3 separate regions of the Mus musculus genome follow, and regions 1 and 3 are each linked to region 2. Evidence: chromatin loops called from intact Hi-C (ENCODE). Cell type or tissue: heart. All regions are shown on one strand.

Region 1 (5,000 bases), 820 kb before region 2:
CACCCCCCTCCACCTCCTGTCTGTGCACTAGTTTCAAACCCCTTGCCAGCTCCCATTCATCCAAAGCGCAAATTCCAAACTTCTTCTCTGGTGTTCCTGACTTACTAAGACCTACTTACATTCTGCCCATAGCTCCTTCCTCCTTCTTACTAAGGAGGTGAACTAAAGACTCACGCGATGAGTTAATCTGAGAAAAGAAGGACCCAAGTGAGGTTCAAGAGGCAGAGTAGGCAAGCCTGGAGGTGCCTTAGGTGAGAGGCTGTGAATGAAATCTGAGAGTCACCTGTGACATACCAGAGGCAGAGTATCTGATGCTGTGATGGTTATTACTGATTTTTCAACTTGACAAGATCTAAAAATCACCTAAGAGACAAGACCCTATGCATGTCTTTGGCATGTGGGTTAATTGAGGTAGGAAGATCTACTCTAAATGTGGGCAGCACCATATCATGGGCTGGAATAAACTGAATAAAAAGGGAAAGTCAAGCTGAGTGCCAGTAGTCATCTCTCCATCTCTCTGCTTCCTGCCTATGGATGCAACATCACCAACTGTCTCATGCCCCTGACACTGTGTCTTCTCTGCCGCCACAGATCCTTAAACTCCAAGTCAATGTAAGCCTTTCCCCAAGTTGCTTTTCCCAGGTCACAACAAGAAAAGTAATGAATATAAATATTCTGGAAGAGACTACTTAGGGTGCCTGGCACAGACTTAGACCCACATGGATCTGTTCACTTGTTCAAGTACAAAAGGAAAGGGAAAAAGAAGGACATGAGGAGGAGGAGGAGGCGGTATGAGGAGGGGGTGGTGTTGGCATCGGCAGCGAGGCGGCAGTTCTGGCGAGAGGACCCCCAAATGGGAATCCACACTTACCTACCTGCTCGATCTCCCGGCAGCGCCGACCTAGTGCCTGGTACTTTCTACGATTTAGTTCCCGCTGGCGACGCCTTCGACCCCGGGCTGCCTCTTCCTCTTCATCTCGCTCCCGGAGTCCTGAATCACCCAGACCACCGGACACAAATTCCACTTCTGTCTCTAGCTCACTTTCTAGGATGTGGCCACCAAACAGGGGAGGCAGAGCCAGCTCTGAGCCTGGTGGCGCTGAGAACTCTTCAAAGCCCACGGCTGCCATGGTCCTGTAGGGCCAAGAAGTTTTAGGAGCCTATATTCTGGCTCTCCAAGTCCCTCCCAGGGGGACTTAGGTCCAGGCCCCAGCCTGGAGCCCAGATCCTAGCCCTCTCCTCCATCACACCCAGCAGCCCAGACTCTAGCCCTCCTCCCTCCTACCAAGAAGCCCAGACCCTAGCCCTTCTTGGTCACTGCCAGGGATCCAGGCCCCAGTCCTCGTCCCTAACAATGAGGAATCAGACCCTAGCCTCCTCCCTCAGACTTTGGAGCCCACACTCCAATCTCCTTGCTCTCAGATCCATAAGAACAGCAAATTCCAAATCTCCCCTACGATGCTCCAGTACTGCCTCCGGTTCTCCCACAGAGATTCGAAAAGAAAGCAACTGCACGAACTTCCCCATCGTCCCTGAGAGCACTACAGCCGATCGTTGCTGTTTTTGGAGTCCCCGTTTACACAAAGCTCAGCTACTCACCCCTCTCTCTGTTCCAACTCCATTTCTCTGGTCAAGAGACACCTCAAGCCTCAGAGAGGTGGAGTCTTGCGCAAAACTACCTCTCCCATCAGGCCTTGCGACACAGGAAAACTGGGAATTAAAGTTTCCTACTCTGCCTTCGTTTGCACCCGACTCCAAATTGCGGCTTGAAGCCTTCGGTTTATCCTCTAGCGCCTGCACCGATCGTCCACGTTGTCACCTTCTTTACTCCTGTCTTGTCGCAGTGTCGACTAGCCAAAGCGAATCTCTGTTTAGCAGGCTCAATCCACGGCGACGTACGACTTCCCCTAGCCCTAGAACCCAGCACTCCCGGTCGCCGTCCCGCGAGGCGGCTGCTAATAAAGTTGTTGTCCAAACGCTGCCGGAAATGTCGTAAACGGCCAATCAAAACACAGATTTATCGGCGGCAAGTAAACGTCATCAAAGAGAGCCGAAGCTCTGGGGAAGCAGATTTCTTGGAAACGATTGTGAGAGGATCGAAGCGGTGAGTGTGATGGAGAAGAAGGGATGGCCGGAAGCCAAGCTACTGGAGGAGAAAGTGTAGCGGGCGACTTAAATCATAGTATAAATAATAATATTAAACGTATGGAGCGCCTTAGAACTAATATTCAAGACGTGAGTGGATCACAGCATAACTTTAGGCTGAAATATGGCACGTGGGCCAGACGGGTGGAATGAAAGAACTGAAGGCAGGGTGAGGGAGCAAAGAGCCGGGTTAGGCAAAGATGAATAGTTGCTCAAAGACCCAGAGGTGTGGGGAAAAGTTGCCAGGTCAGGTGGTACCTGGAGGGATGTGCTGTGTTCTGTGTGGGTAGGAACAGGAGACAACCTCCGTGAACTAAGCAAGCTGTGGAGCCTGCGTGCGGCTACAGGAGCTGATGAAGAAGAAACTTAAGGGGATCCGGGAGAAGGTGCTCCTTCTGGTGATATGAGTGGACAGGGTCAAGATGCAGTATTAGGGAACCCCATTCTCCCTTTCCCATAGGCCTTGGGATGTCTCTGGCTGATGAGCTCTTGGCTGACCTCGAGGAGGCAGCAGAAGAAGAGGAAGGAGGAAGCTATGGAGAAGAGGAGGAGGAGCCAGCAATTGAGGATGTACAGGAGGAGACCCAGCTGGATCTTTCTGGAGATTCAGTCAAGAGCATTGCCAAGCTATGGGACAGCAAGATGGTGAGGTGGCACCCTTTAAGTCAGCGTTCCTAGGGAGGAGTGGCCGGAGAGCAGTTCTTTCTGAGAGGCCTAGTTTCTGACTGTGCTCTCCTTCCTCATCAGTTTGCTGAGATCATGATGAAGATTGAGGAGTATATCAGCAAGCAAGCCAACGTGTCGGAAGGTGCCTCCCACCCTCACTTTCCTCTGCCCATTCTGACTCCCCGACTCTCTTGCTCCTTATGGTTTTATCACCAAGTGTCTCCCTCCTCAGCTTTCCTCAGAGCATTCATTCTTCTTTTTTTTTTTAAATCCAGTTACTGACCCTCTGAAAACATACTGCATTGTACCCAGACATGATATGTGTTTATATCTCACCACTTAGGAGACTGAGGCAGCAGGTACATGAATGAGTTCAAGTCCAGTCTGGTCAGAGTCAGCCTGGGTAAAACCCTGTCTCAGAAATAGGTACATTCATGGAGTTGGAGAGATAGTTAAGAGTATCTGCTGCTCTTCCAGAGGTCTTGGGTTTAGTTCTTAGCATCCACATGGGTCATAACTATCTGTAACTCCAGTTCTTGGTGATCTGACATCTTCTGCTCTCCATGGGCATTATATATATATTATGCACATCAGGCAAAACGCATACATACATTTTTTTTAGAAGAAAGTGAGACAACACCTATGTTTAAAAAAAAGGAAGAAAGAAAAATAAACATGCATATTGTACTATAAAACTGATGTGTTTTCTAATTGTGAGAAGACTTGTCTCTGGGTTCTCTGAACTATAGGACCTTTTCCACATCCACAGACAGGGTGTGTACACATGTATGTACGTATATTTTTAAATATGGAGACAAGGTTTCACTCTGAAGTTCAGACTGGCCTAGAAGTTACTAGGTAGCCTATAGTGGCCTTGAACTCTCAGCAACCATCCTTTTTCAGCCTCCTGAGTGTGAGGCAGAAGCAACCATGCCCACTCTGTAGTCCCTACAGAAGGGACTGACTAACCCTGCATTGGGTCAGGGAAGAAGTGCCCCCTGTTGGAATTTGAGTACTTGTGCTAACCCTGGGGAAGGAACAAGGGCTGTTAATTCACTGAGTGATGGGAGTCTCCCAGCCAGCTTCTACAGGGATTCCAAGTGGCAGGCAGAGAAACTTCTTGTTCCGTAAAGCCAAAGAAAGTCACAGAACGTGACTGCCTGATGTCAAGTTTGATGAATCAGGTCTGCTCATGTCAGGTGTCTTAACTAGTGGGGGAAGTGGACACAAAGCCTGTCTAGCAGAGGTGGCCCAATTCATGCAGACTGTCACCCTTCTGGGGTGGAGGTGGGGGGTTGTTTAATGCCCTCAGAGTTTTAATGACCTAAAGGGACATGTGAGGCCACATTACTCAATACCAATTTAATTGTCTATGCATAAAGTGTGGTTTCTAGAAACAGACTTAAGGAATGTCCCAGGGAGATGGAGCAGTACCTGTGAAGGCAGGAGGAGTGAAATAGCCTTGAGTGCCCGGTGGCGGCTGGGAGGATGGAGCAGAAAAGCAGAAAGGATAATGCTGTAGAGCCAACGAGTCACCGGATCTCACTGAAGGGACTCCTGTGCTGTGTGCACCAAGGTTGCAGGTGTGGGGAACGTGGACCTCCATCTGTATGGGAGACCTTGAGTGCCAGTCTGAGGATCTTGCTCGCTAGCCTCAAGGCTTTGGGAAGCTATAGGAAGGTTTAATTTTGGAGCAAGATGAGGTCAAGACCAGATTGACCCAGAGGATAGACTGCAGGAGAAAGATGAGAAGCAGGAGTAAGGCTCCTGGAGAGGAATATAAGCCTCAGTGAATTCTTCAGCCCTTATGTAGCCCCCTCAGCCCCTCCTTTCTGATTCCATCCAGCCTCCACCTCAGTCCCCAGCTTCGTTCCTCCCCCATCCATATCCCTTCTTCTTTGTAGTGATGGGACCAGTGGAGGCAGCTCCTGAGTACCGAGTCATTGTGGATGCCAACAACCTGACTGTGGAGATAGAAAATGAGCTGAGTGAGTGATGGGAAGGGCTATGGAGACACCAGTATCCTGTGCTCTTCACTCTTTCGTTATGACCCAAAGGGAAGAACAGGCATGAACCTGGACCTCTTTTGTTTGCCTTTCTTGGGCAAAAATATTGCCCTGATTAGGTTCATCTTCTATAACAGAGTAACTAACATAAATTGTACTCTCCTCCATCATAAAAGTCTGAAT
Region 2 (5,000 bases):
TAACGAGTTCCAGGCCAGCCAAGGCTTCATGGTGAGACCCAGTCTGAAAAACGCAAGGAAGGAAAGAAGGACGGGGGAGGAGAGGAAAGGGAAGAAAGGAAGGAAGGGGAGGCAAACAGGCTGGGCAAAGAGGAAAGGGTAGAGAAGGAGTGGTCCAGAGATAAAATGAGCACAAGATCCATGCTCCACCCCTTCTCCCTAGGTGACCTTGAAGAGGTGACCCGCCCTCCTCTCCCGGAAAAGCCATACTAGTGAGCGGGAAGAATTCGTCCGAGGACTTAGGACAAGGGATACTTCTCTGGCCTTGTTTGGCATTCCCCTGTCGCAAACCTACCACCAAGCGCGCAGAGAAGACGCGCAGACTCACTTGAGCAGCACGGTGCCGCCGATCACCGTGCCCACTACGGACACCGGCAGCAGAAAGCGGCTCATCCCAGGCTGGGGAAAAGGGTGTCCGTGGGTCTGCACTCCAGGCCACTCCGCGGACGAACGCGCTGCCCAGGAACCCACGTGCGCTCGAGTAGCGTGAACGTGGAATCACACAGCCACCAGAACCCGGCTATGGGGAGTGACCAGATGTGGAGGCGGGGCTTTAGGAAGTAGGCCCATGGCGCACTTAATGCTGGGAAACGTAGTTTCTGGAGATGGAATGCGGCCGAGGTTGACAGGCGTGTCAGCTACCAGATCAAATGTCATCACACTCAACCAATCCAAGGGCGTCCTGAAGTTCGGGAAGAAAAAGAGAGAGAGAGAGAGAGAGAGAGAGAAAGAGGGGGGGAGGGAGGGAGGGAGGGAGGGAGGGAGGGAGGAAGGAAGGAAGGAAGGAAGGAAGGAAGGAAGGAAGGAAGGAAAGAAGGAAGGAAAGAAGGAAGAAATAAAAAAAATAGTAGCTGGGTGGTAGTGGTGCTCGCGTTTAATCCCAGCATTACGGAGACAGGAGCAGGCAAACCCATAAGTTTGTGGCCAGCCTGTTCTACAGAGGGAGTTCTAGGAAGCCAGATCCATGCAGAAGAATACTATCTGGGAGGAAGAAAATAAATAAAGTAGATAGATAGATAGTTTGGTACCAAGCATTTCCATTTCCAGACATCGAGACCCTGTAGAATGAACCATGGTTTTTCTCCTCTAAATAATAGTTAATGGTAGCACTTTCTGTGTAGGCCTTGTGAAGGAGGGAAGAAGGCTGGGACCTGGACCCCTGGGTCTGAGGGAGGAGGGTGAAGTATAGATTCCTGAGTCTGAGGGAGAAGGGTAGGATTTGGACTCTTGTGTTTAAGAGTGGAAGTCTGGGGTGTGGGCTTTGGATCTGAGGGAGGAAACTGAGACCTGGACCATTGGATTTGAAGGAAAAGAAGGATACTGGCTTTAAAACAACAGTGAGATGGTGCATGGGGTAGAGACACTTGTCATACAAGCTTTGCAACTTGTGTTTGATTCCTAGAACATGGTGGAAAGATAAAATCAACTCCCAAAAGTTGTCCTCTGACCTTCCACCACGGCATGTATGTGTCCACACACTTATACACCAAAAGGAAAGAATAATATATTTAAAACATACTAAAGTGTTAGTGTCTAGAAGCAGGAGAGGAGGAAAGGAAGACAGACAGACAAACAGACGAACGGACAGAAGGAAGGAAGGAAGGAAGGAAGGAAGGAAGGAAGGAAGGAAGGAAGGAAGGAAGGAAAAGAAAGGAAGTTAGGAAAAAGGCTATAGACAGTGGACAAATACATCCTGTCACTAGAAAATGTCAGCACACTTGACACCTGTTTGTCTTCATGAAGGTGACAAGGAGATAAATATTTTTCAATTATCAGATTGGCAACATTATAATAAATATTCAGTGTTGGCAAGGATCAGGGGAAACTCCCTGTTGGTGGGAGTCAATTATCTGGTGTTCCTGAAAGTCTAGTCAGACACCTGTCACAGGATGATCCGTGTATACTATTGACCCAGACATTCCCTTTGTAAGAAGTTATACTTAGGAAATGATTGGTCATTCCAAAAGAAAAAAAGAACAACTGGCCTTAGTGTGCACTTGTGAGTGCTCACTCACAACTTCTTGCAACTTACTTAACACCTCTTGTGTTCCAAGCACAGCTACTGAATTCAATCCTTACCACACAGTTTCCCTGACAGTAACAGTAAAGGCTGATTCTCCTGGGACTGGAAAGGTAGGTCAGTGGCACTTGCTGCTGCTGCAGAGGACCCCAGCACCCAACAACCATGTCTAACTCCAGTTTCAGGGATTCAGACGCCCTCTTCTGGCCTTCCCAGGCACTGCACAAAAATGGCTCAGAGACAACTCAAGCAGGTACAACATTCACACATAAGATAAATAAATAACTTTTCATTTAAAAAGAGTGTTTTTCAAATGTCTGAGAGCCTTCATCTACCACAAATGTGAGGAGGTGTCCTAGTTAGGGTTACTATTGCTATGATAAAACACCATGACCAAAAGCGAGTTGGGGAGGAAGAGGATAATTAGAAAGGATTACAGGCTGTGATCCAGCTAGTCCAACAATGGCTGTCTACCAATGACCAAAGAATTCAGTAGTTGTTCAGTCCAAGAGGCTGGTCTTCAGTGTGTACCAGAATCCTGAAGAATGACACTCCAATGACAGTGAAACAATGGACTTGGAAAGACCGTGGTTGGAAAATTGGCACCTGGAGTTGGGTGTTGCTGTGACAGACCTGACCATGTGTTTCAGGGAGGATTGTGAAAGAACCTTGGAACTCTGGGCCTTTGAGTGTTGAGAGCTTAGTGGGCTGCTCTGTGGAAGCTTAGAAGATAAGAATGTTGAGAGCACACCAGCCAGCAGCACTCCTTCACGGCCTCTGCATCAGCTCCTCCCTCCCGGTTCCTGCCCCGTTTGAGTTCCTGTCTTGACTTCCTATGATGATGAACATGATATGGACATGTAAGTCAATAAATCCTTTCTTCTTCAACTTGCTTTGATCATGGTGTTTCATCTGACTAAAATGGTAAGAAGAAGACAAGCAGAAAAACCACAGTGGGTGCTACATTTTTTGTTTTGTTTGTTTGTTTGGAAACAGGGCCTCTTGTAGTCTAGGCTGGTCTCTAACTCACTATGTAGTTGAGGACAACCTTGAGTGCATTCAGCCTAAAATCATCTACTCCTAGAACAGACTCCTACTGAGAATGCTCTTAGTCCTCTCAACTGCCCTGGGATTGCAGCCACTCCTCCACAGAAGCAGGAAGCAGACACAGACGATGCACAAACAAACCACTGCATCTATGTTGCAATAAAGCTTTATGTGGAAAACAAGCAGAGAGACAGTTTGCCAGCCCCTACCATGCAATTTGGAAAAAAAGAAAATGTCAAGAAGGCATTTGTTACAAGAACCTGTTCCATAGTGAGTTCCAGAACATGGGCTGCCTAGAACGCGGTTATTACAAAGAGGAAGATGCAAGCAAAGTTCTGCTTTTGAAGACCTCCTGTCCAATTCCGAGACACACCCAAGGTGGGTGGAATGTCTCTGTGCACTTCAGGTTGACTCTGCACCCTTTGCCAAGATTGATATTGTCAAGAAAAAAAAAAAATGGTGCACACTGGGTGCTGTCCCAGGTGCTGAGAGTAGTCCTCCATAGGGTCCTCTGATTTCCCAGGGCAGAAGTTTCAAGACATCCAGAAAAGGTCTCTCTCAGTCCCTCCTCCCCTCCCTCACTTCCTCCCTACCTTTCTCTCTCTCTCTCTCTCTCTCTCTCTCTCTCTCTCTCTCTCTCTCTCTCTCTCTCTCCCTCCCTCCCTCCCTCCCTCCCTTCTTTCCTTTCTTCCTCCCTCCACCTCCAACCCTTGTTTTTGAAAGTGTGGCTCAGACTCCCTGTGTAGCTGAGGATGACCCTGAACTCCCAATTCTCCTGCCTCCACCCCACTCTACCCACCACATTTGGTTTGTACAGTGCTGGGTGATATGTTTTGTAAAACAAGGTATGATGCAGCAGGAGGGGGTGCCTCAGCAGGCCCATGCTGAGGCATCCCCACCCCTTGAGGTACCAGCCATACAATGGGTCTAGTATAAAATAGAGTTTATTTGGGGGCATGAGAAGGGGAGTTGAGAAAGGAGTAGAGACAGATAAAAAGAGCAGAGAGGAAAGAGAGAGGGAGGAGGAGGAGGAAGAGGAGGAGGAGGAGAGAAGGAGGGGGAGGGGGAAGGGAAGGGGAAGGGAGAGGCTGACCAAGAACACATGTCGAGAGAATGGGGGAAGGGGTCAGGGGGAGAGATCAGAAGTAGGAGTCAGAGCTCCAGAAAGCCCAGTCTTTTTATAGGAAGCCAGGCTCTCATACCTGACTGTTGCTAGGTAACTGCTGGGTGGAGCCTAGAAGAAACGTTAACATGCTAACACTGTGGTTCCTGACTGAGCATTCTAAGTGCTAGGAAAACTTACCTATTTAACACAGTACTGGGAATCAAACCCATGGCTTTGTTCATGAATGGTAGACAAGCAATCTACCAACTGAGCTAGATCCTCAGCTCCCAGAGAGGCCCTTGTTTGAAGCTACTGGATAATGAAGTCATTTGTTACATGGCCACAGCTGGTAAAACACATATTCTGTTTATCAGTACATCTTGTTAGAATAAACCTTGAGCAAACTCTGTCAGACCCAGACAAAGGTCCTATGTTGAAACTCCAACCCCTTTCCCATCACTGAGTTGCCAAACTCAGTCTCCCACTATGATCCACATCCTGATAGCTGGGGCAAGGCGGCTTCTAAACATAAAATAGCCTTGTCTGGACAAACAATTCCAGGAGGAATTGCAGACTTAGCATTTGGCTACCTGAAGCTGTGTTAACGTCCCATGTTCCAAACCTCCCATATAAACTCCAAGTATCCCTTCCCTTTTTTGGCAGACCCCTTTTCTGATGTATCAGCCCCTGACTGTTAGAAATAAACAGTCCAGTCTGTCGAGGCCAGTACCCTGTCTCTTTAAGCTGCCTCGTAAATCTAACATACCACACACCAAGCACTCCACTCAT
Region 3 (5,000 bases), 750 kb before region 2:
TCAGGATTCAAACTTAGGTCAAAAACAAACAAACAAACAAACAAACAAACAAACAAACAAACAAACTTCTTCCTGAGGGCATGGGGCCACAGAGCCCCCTATGGCCTGGCTTCCGTTGCCCTTTCAACCACGTGTTATTCAGAAAGTGCGTGGACGTGGCAAGCATAGTTTGCAATGCCCAGCCTGTTCCTATCTACATGTGTAGGTTCGTACACACCCAAAAGGCACTTCTTCCAATGCACAGCTGACCAATCTCTGCCTAATGTTGTGTCTGCCATAAGAACAAAGATGTCTGGAGAAACCAGTTCTCCACCTGGCTGGACTGTCCATGGCTACGTTGCTGGAGCCTAGAACATAGCAAGAGCTCACGACTGTTGTAGTCTGGGCTAGGCACTGAGGACCACTCACTTCTTGCCCTTTTCTTAGGTGATTAAGATTCAGACCCATGGCTAAGAATGTAGTTCATTTGGTCAAGTGCTTGCCTAGTGTGTTGAGGTCCTTGGCTCGAGTCCCCAGAACCATAATAAACCAAGCACAGTGGTGCAAGCCTACAATTCTGGCACTCGGGAGCTGGAGGCAGAATCAAAAGTTCAGTGTCTTCTTTGTTTGAGACCAACATAGGGTGCTACACGAGCCTCTGTTTCAAAAATGAAAAACCAAACCTGCACTTTGTCCCAGCTTTGAGCCCTTGGGCCGGATACCTTCTCTATAGAGTAATTTTCCTCCTTGGAGGACGGTTTGCTACAGACTCAAGAAGAGCATGTTAGCAAAACACACTGGGGAGGAAGATTCTAGGTGTGCCAAATGGCTTGTGATAGAGCACTCAGGTTATCTCCTTATCCTGCAATGAGTGGAGAGGTGAAGACTTGCTCCAGAGGATGTGGGAGGTGAACTCTGTCCCCAGGGAGAAATGAAGTCCCAAGCTTAGGGTTTGTGAAAGATAAAACTCCACAGCCCTCCCCCTACTATGAGAAAGTCTGGGAGGAGAAAGCAAGGAGGCTCCCCAGCTCCCAGGGAGACTAAAAGAAGTAGTGTTCGCCAAGTCTCACCTTCAGTGTCAACAGCAGCTGGACAGCATTGGTGAAGGGCGTGGGAGTGGGCAGGCCCAGCAGGCTGAGGGCTCGGAAGAAGAGGAGATAGGAGAAGGTCCAGGCAAGAGCCAGGGCATGGCAGGAGCTAGGACAGAGGTGGGAAGTCATAATGTTGGGTACAGGGACCTTAGCCTCTGTTTCCTTCTCCTGAGATACCCACCCCCGCCCCTGCCCACATTCAGACAGAGAAGAAGAGGTGAGAAGACTGGTGAGTAACAGAGACAGAAGAGGCACAGCCAGAGATAAGAAAAGAATGACCGGCATTAAGAGAAGCTTCTGGAAGAAGGAAGGCACTTCAGCCAGAGCTCAGCCTGACTGGACTATGGAAGTCAGTCTGCCACATGGATACTGAGGACTGGGGCAAAGACACAAGGTGGGAAGAAAGATGGCCAAGGCATAGCGACACACAGTAAGATTAAAGGAGAAGAAATAGAAGACTCGAAGAGGAAACAGACTGCTGCTTCTCTGCATCCTTCTTCCTTTCTCACCACCTAGTTCTCACCAGGGCTGGGCCTGAATGAGGGCCCAGGTTCCCAAGATGGTGATCAGAGAATGCAAACTGTGGGGGCCACAGGTGAATAAGGTGAGCCCCAGGCCCACAGCTGCTGCCCCCCATCTCTTCAGCCCAGGTCCTGAAAGGAAAAGGTAAAGTATAAGCCTAGAACCTTCGGGAGGGGTGATTCCCCACCCCAGCTCCCTCACCCTAATTTTCCACTAGACAAGGAACCTGACTCACCAGCTTTCTTAAAGAGGAAGCCAACAGGGATGGAGATAAGAAGGACCATTAGATATGTCCATTCTTCGGGTGTCATGGTCTGGGGGAGGAAGGACTCACAGTGAGAACCAGTATTCCAGTCCCTTCCTCTTTTGAAGACAGTAGAATCCCCTTTGAGAACCCAGGCCTCCAGCTCACTCCTCCTTCCAGGACCCAAGAATTAAGCCCCCACCCCACCCCTTTGCCAATGTTGAAATCAAAAGTACTTCTACTTCCATTTATGACCCACACCTTCCGGCCAGAAAAACAATCCTTCACAACACCCCTCTTCTCTGAGAGCCCAGGAATCTGTATCATCCTCACCCTCCTGAGTACATTGGAGCCCTTCTGGGTCCCCAATTTCCTCTGCGTCTTACAGGACCCAGTACTCCCACTCCCGCCCAGCTCGGAGAAGCCCAGCATTTAGCATCCTGTTTTCTAAGCTCTGAGCTCTGGGCTCCTCTTTAACCCGTACCTCGGAGAGAAGGCAATGACCCTGTACGATCTGCAAGCACCTTTCGTAGCCCAGCCCCGCGCAGCGAAGGCCAGCGTGTATCCGATTCTGCCTCGGCAGATCCACAGGCGGTTACGCCACCCAGCCCGGCCACGCTCTGGGCGCTGTCCCCGCACCCCGCCACCCTACGATCTTCGTGACGCCGCCATGCAACCCAACCTGGGCCCACCTGAACCGTCCGTGGGCCAGAAGACTGCGGAGCTCCTTTTCGAGGCCGCCTCGGCTCGCGCCACGCCTCCCCAGCTCAGCACGCCCCCGCACTGCCCGTTCTGGAGGGCGCCGGCAGGGCTGCGCGGTCCAGGCCCCGAGAGCCGCGGCTGTACGAGTTACAGCACCGCAAGAAAGGTACCCAGAACACCAGTCTGCCGCAAGATGCCTGTCGCGATCTTTCTAGGAGGTCCCCGGGCAAAGAGCTGCCAGTACGTGAAGGGGCGGGGTTTCGGGTCAGAGAGGCGGGGCCAAGATCTTCGAGTCCCGTTGAGACTTGAGGAGGAGGGACCTGGAGCTCAGAGACAGACTTTCAGCTTCGGATTCCTTCGGGCACACTCGGTCATTCAAGCCCTCGGCATGGAGTGCCACAGCTTCGGCTTACTTCGGGGATAGCCGAATTCCAAAGTCACGGCTCGGAATTAGATGCGTTTACAAACTCGGCCGGATGTAGGCGGGACCACACACTTCGGCTTGATTCGGAAATAATCGGGTCCAAAAGTCGTTGTGTAGTGTTAGGCGGGCTCAAGAACGCAGAACGAAGTAGGCGGGACCGCATGCTTCGGCTTACTTCGGAGATAGTCGGAATCAGCCGGGGTCCGAGAGTCAAAGAACCACGGGGTGTGGGCGGGATCGCATATTTGGACTTACTTCAGATAGCTGAATGCTTTTTCAGGTCACGGTCAAATGATATTGAGGGCAGCCGTTTTGGCCTAACTTTGGAAATAATCAGTAGACTTAACAGGCTGAGCTAATAGTCTTGAGGGAGGAAGGCGGAGCCACAGAAGACCGGAAAACGGCGAAGGGGCGGGGCCGACATGACTGGTGGATTTGGGGGCGAGGCCAGAGCAATGACCCTCAAGGTCCCATTTGTGCAGACCGGAGTGGCAGTGAGGGCTTTCTTGGCTTTTCCGCTTTGCTGACCTGACGGGATGACGGAGGACGCGCTACGTAGGGCCAGCTCCGCCTTAGCCGAGAGTTGGTGTTGGCTAGGGGTTGACTTATTGCCTCTGCCTGAGGACAGTACGACAGATTGAAAGGGAGCCACGACGCACACTGCACCTCGAGTGCGACTGTGGATTCAATCGTAATTGTGAACTCCTTAAATTGGGTAGGAAGTGGGCGGGGCCACAGCTGGAAGAACGATGGGATCTGGCTAGGGTCGAATGCTGAACCTTTTGCAACTTAGAGGGGGTGGCTGATTCTACTGAGCCGAGATCTCCCGCATGCGTTCGGGAATAGAGTCGAGATCTTCCGAAGGCTGAAACGCTTGCGTTCGGGTAGGCAGGACTCCCGATTGAGCCGAATTTAGGATGCTGGAACATCGAACAGCTGGCGCAAGACAGGACTGGGTTTCTTTTAAAGTCCGACTCAGAATAGGCGGGAAAGGCGAATCTGGGCACTTCGAAAGGGGAGGGGCTGGGCTCCAAGTATTTAGAAGAGGGTGTGGCTTGAGCAAACCACCCTACATTGAGGTTCTGAGATTTGACGGACGCATAAGAAGACACCCACTTTGCAAAAAGGGCGGTGCACCACTATGGCGGGAGGTCTCTCTGAGGGGACGAGAGATGGTGGTACGCTTTGGCAGAGAAGATGGTCACCTGGAGCTGAGGGGGAGCGGAACGGTGGGACCTGGGTGAGGGGCGTGGTCTTAACTGGTCCCTGGGTAGATCTTGGCTGGGGGGCGGGGGGGGGCAGGTGGCAACCCCAGCCCCGCCCCTTGGGGGGTGAGGGGCGGGGTCTTGCGCTGAGGGCGTGGAAGACTTCAGTCGGGTCGGTGGGGCTGTTTGGGTGACCGCGACGCACCCCCACTCCGCAGGAAGATGCTGGTGGTGGAGGTCGCAAATGGCCGCTCGCTGGTGTGGGGAGCCGAGGCCGTGCAGGCGCTGCGGGAGCGTCTGGGAGTCGGGGGACGCACGGTGGGCGCCCTGCCCCGCGGGCCCCGCCAGAACTCGCGCCTGGGCCTTCCGCTTCTGCTGCTGCCTGAAGAAGCCCGGCTCCTGGCCGAGATAGGCGCGGTGACCCTAGTCAGCGCCCCGCGCCCGGACCCCCGCAACCATGGCTTGGTAAGAAACGAAAGGCCCTGATAGTGGGAAGGCCTGGGAGGGCCTGTTGGAAGGTTGTAAACTGGTCAGAATTCCTGTCTTCCTAAGGGACTGCAGGATGTGTCTTGGGGTTCCAGTTAAGTTTACTTCTCAGGCCCTAGCATCGTTCAAACGCCAGCAAGAGCAGAGTTTCCAGGATCAGAACACTTTGGCAGCCGAGGCCCGGGAGACCCGGCGTCAGGAGCTTCTAGAGAAGATCGTAGAGGGCCAGGCTGCCAAGAAGCAGAAGCTGGAACAGGATTCAGGGGCAGATGAAGGAGGCCAAGAAGCCGGTGGAAGTGAGGCTACCCAAGGGAGTGAGACCAGTGATGATGGCCAGCCTTCTGCGG

What was found. Peaks named below come from ENCODE experiments on the same cell type or tissue, not always from the same donor. Only the 100,000 strongest peaks of a DNase experiment are listed, where the experiment ranks them.
Region 1: it touches region 2 in a loop (2.3-fold over the local background); 3 of 42 quality-filtered maps call a loop at or near these places.
Region 3: it touches region 2 in a loop (2.4-fold over the local background); 6 of 42 quality-filtered maps call a loop at or near these places.

Annotation. Positions count from the first base shown.
Region 1 is chr7:3,627,953-3,632,952 of GRCm38, forward strand. It overlaps Tfpt (TCF3 (E2A) fusion partner), which reads right to left and starts at 1,977. Exons shown (of 6, transcript NM_001290381.1): 1 at 1,600-1,977; 2 at 876-1,134. The coding sequence starts at 1,622. It overlaps Prpf31 (pre-mRNA processing factor 31), which reads left to right and starts at 2,033. Exons shown (of 14, transcript NM_027328.4): 1 at 2,033-2,104; 2 at 2,606-2,790; 3 at 2,893-2,953; 4 at 4,716-4,799. The coding sequence starts at 2,614. It overlaps Gm15927 (a long non-coding RNA gene), which reads right to left. Exons shown (of 6, transcript XR_003946711.1): 5 at 4,246-4,543; 6 at 3,119-3,451. In heart, no CTCF peak of the experiment used is centred here; DNase peaks (open chromatin) are centred at 1,279 and 1,969; H3K4me3 peaks cover 2,536 bases; H3K27ac peaks cover 1,850 bases.
Region 2 is chr7:4,445,080-4,450,079 of GRCm38, forward strand. Rdh13 (retinol dehydrogenase 13 (all-trans and 9-cis)) reads right to left here and starts at 578. Exons shown (of 7, transcript NM_175372.4): 1 at 368-578. The coding sequence starts at 432. In heart, a CTCF peak has its summit at 2,259 (motif pointing left); a DNase peak (open chromatin) is centred at 612; H3K4me3 peaks cover 1,200 bases; H3K27ac peaks cover 1,178 bases.
Region 3 is chr7:3,690,213-3,695,212 of GRCm38, forward strand. Mboat7 (membrane bound O-acyltransferase domain containing 7) reads right to left here and starts at 2,774. Exons shown (of 8, transcript NM_029934.4): 1 at 2,529-2,774; 2 at 1,828-1,906; 3 at 1,594-1,723; 4 at 1,050-1,176. The coding sequence starts at 1,903. It overlaps Tsen34 (tRNA splicing endonuclease subunit 34), which reads left to right and starts at 3,398. Exons shown (of 5, transcript NM_001164204.1): 1 at 3,398-3,677; 2 at 4,386-4,632; 3 at 4,766-5,000. The coding sequence starts at 4,390. In heart, a CTCF peak has its summit at 2,689; DNase peaks (open chromatin) are centred at 2,929, 3,399, 4,089 and 4,879; H3K4me3 peaks cover 3,896 bases; H3K27ac peaks cover 3,008 bases.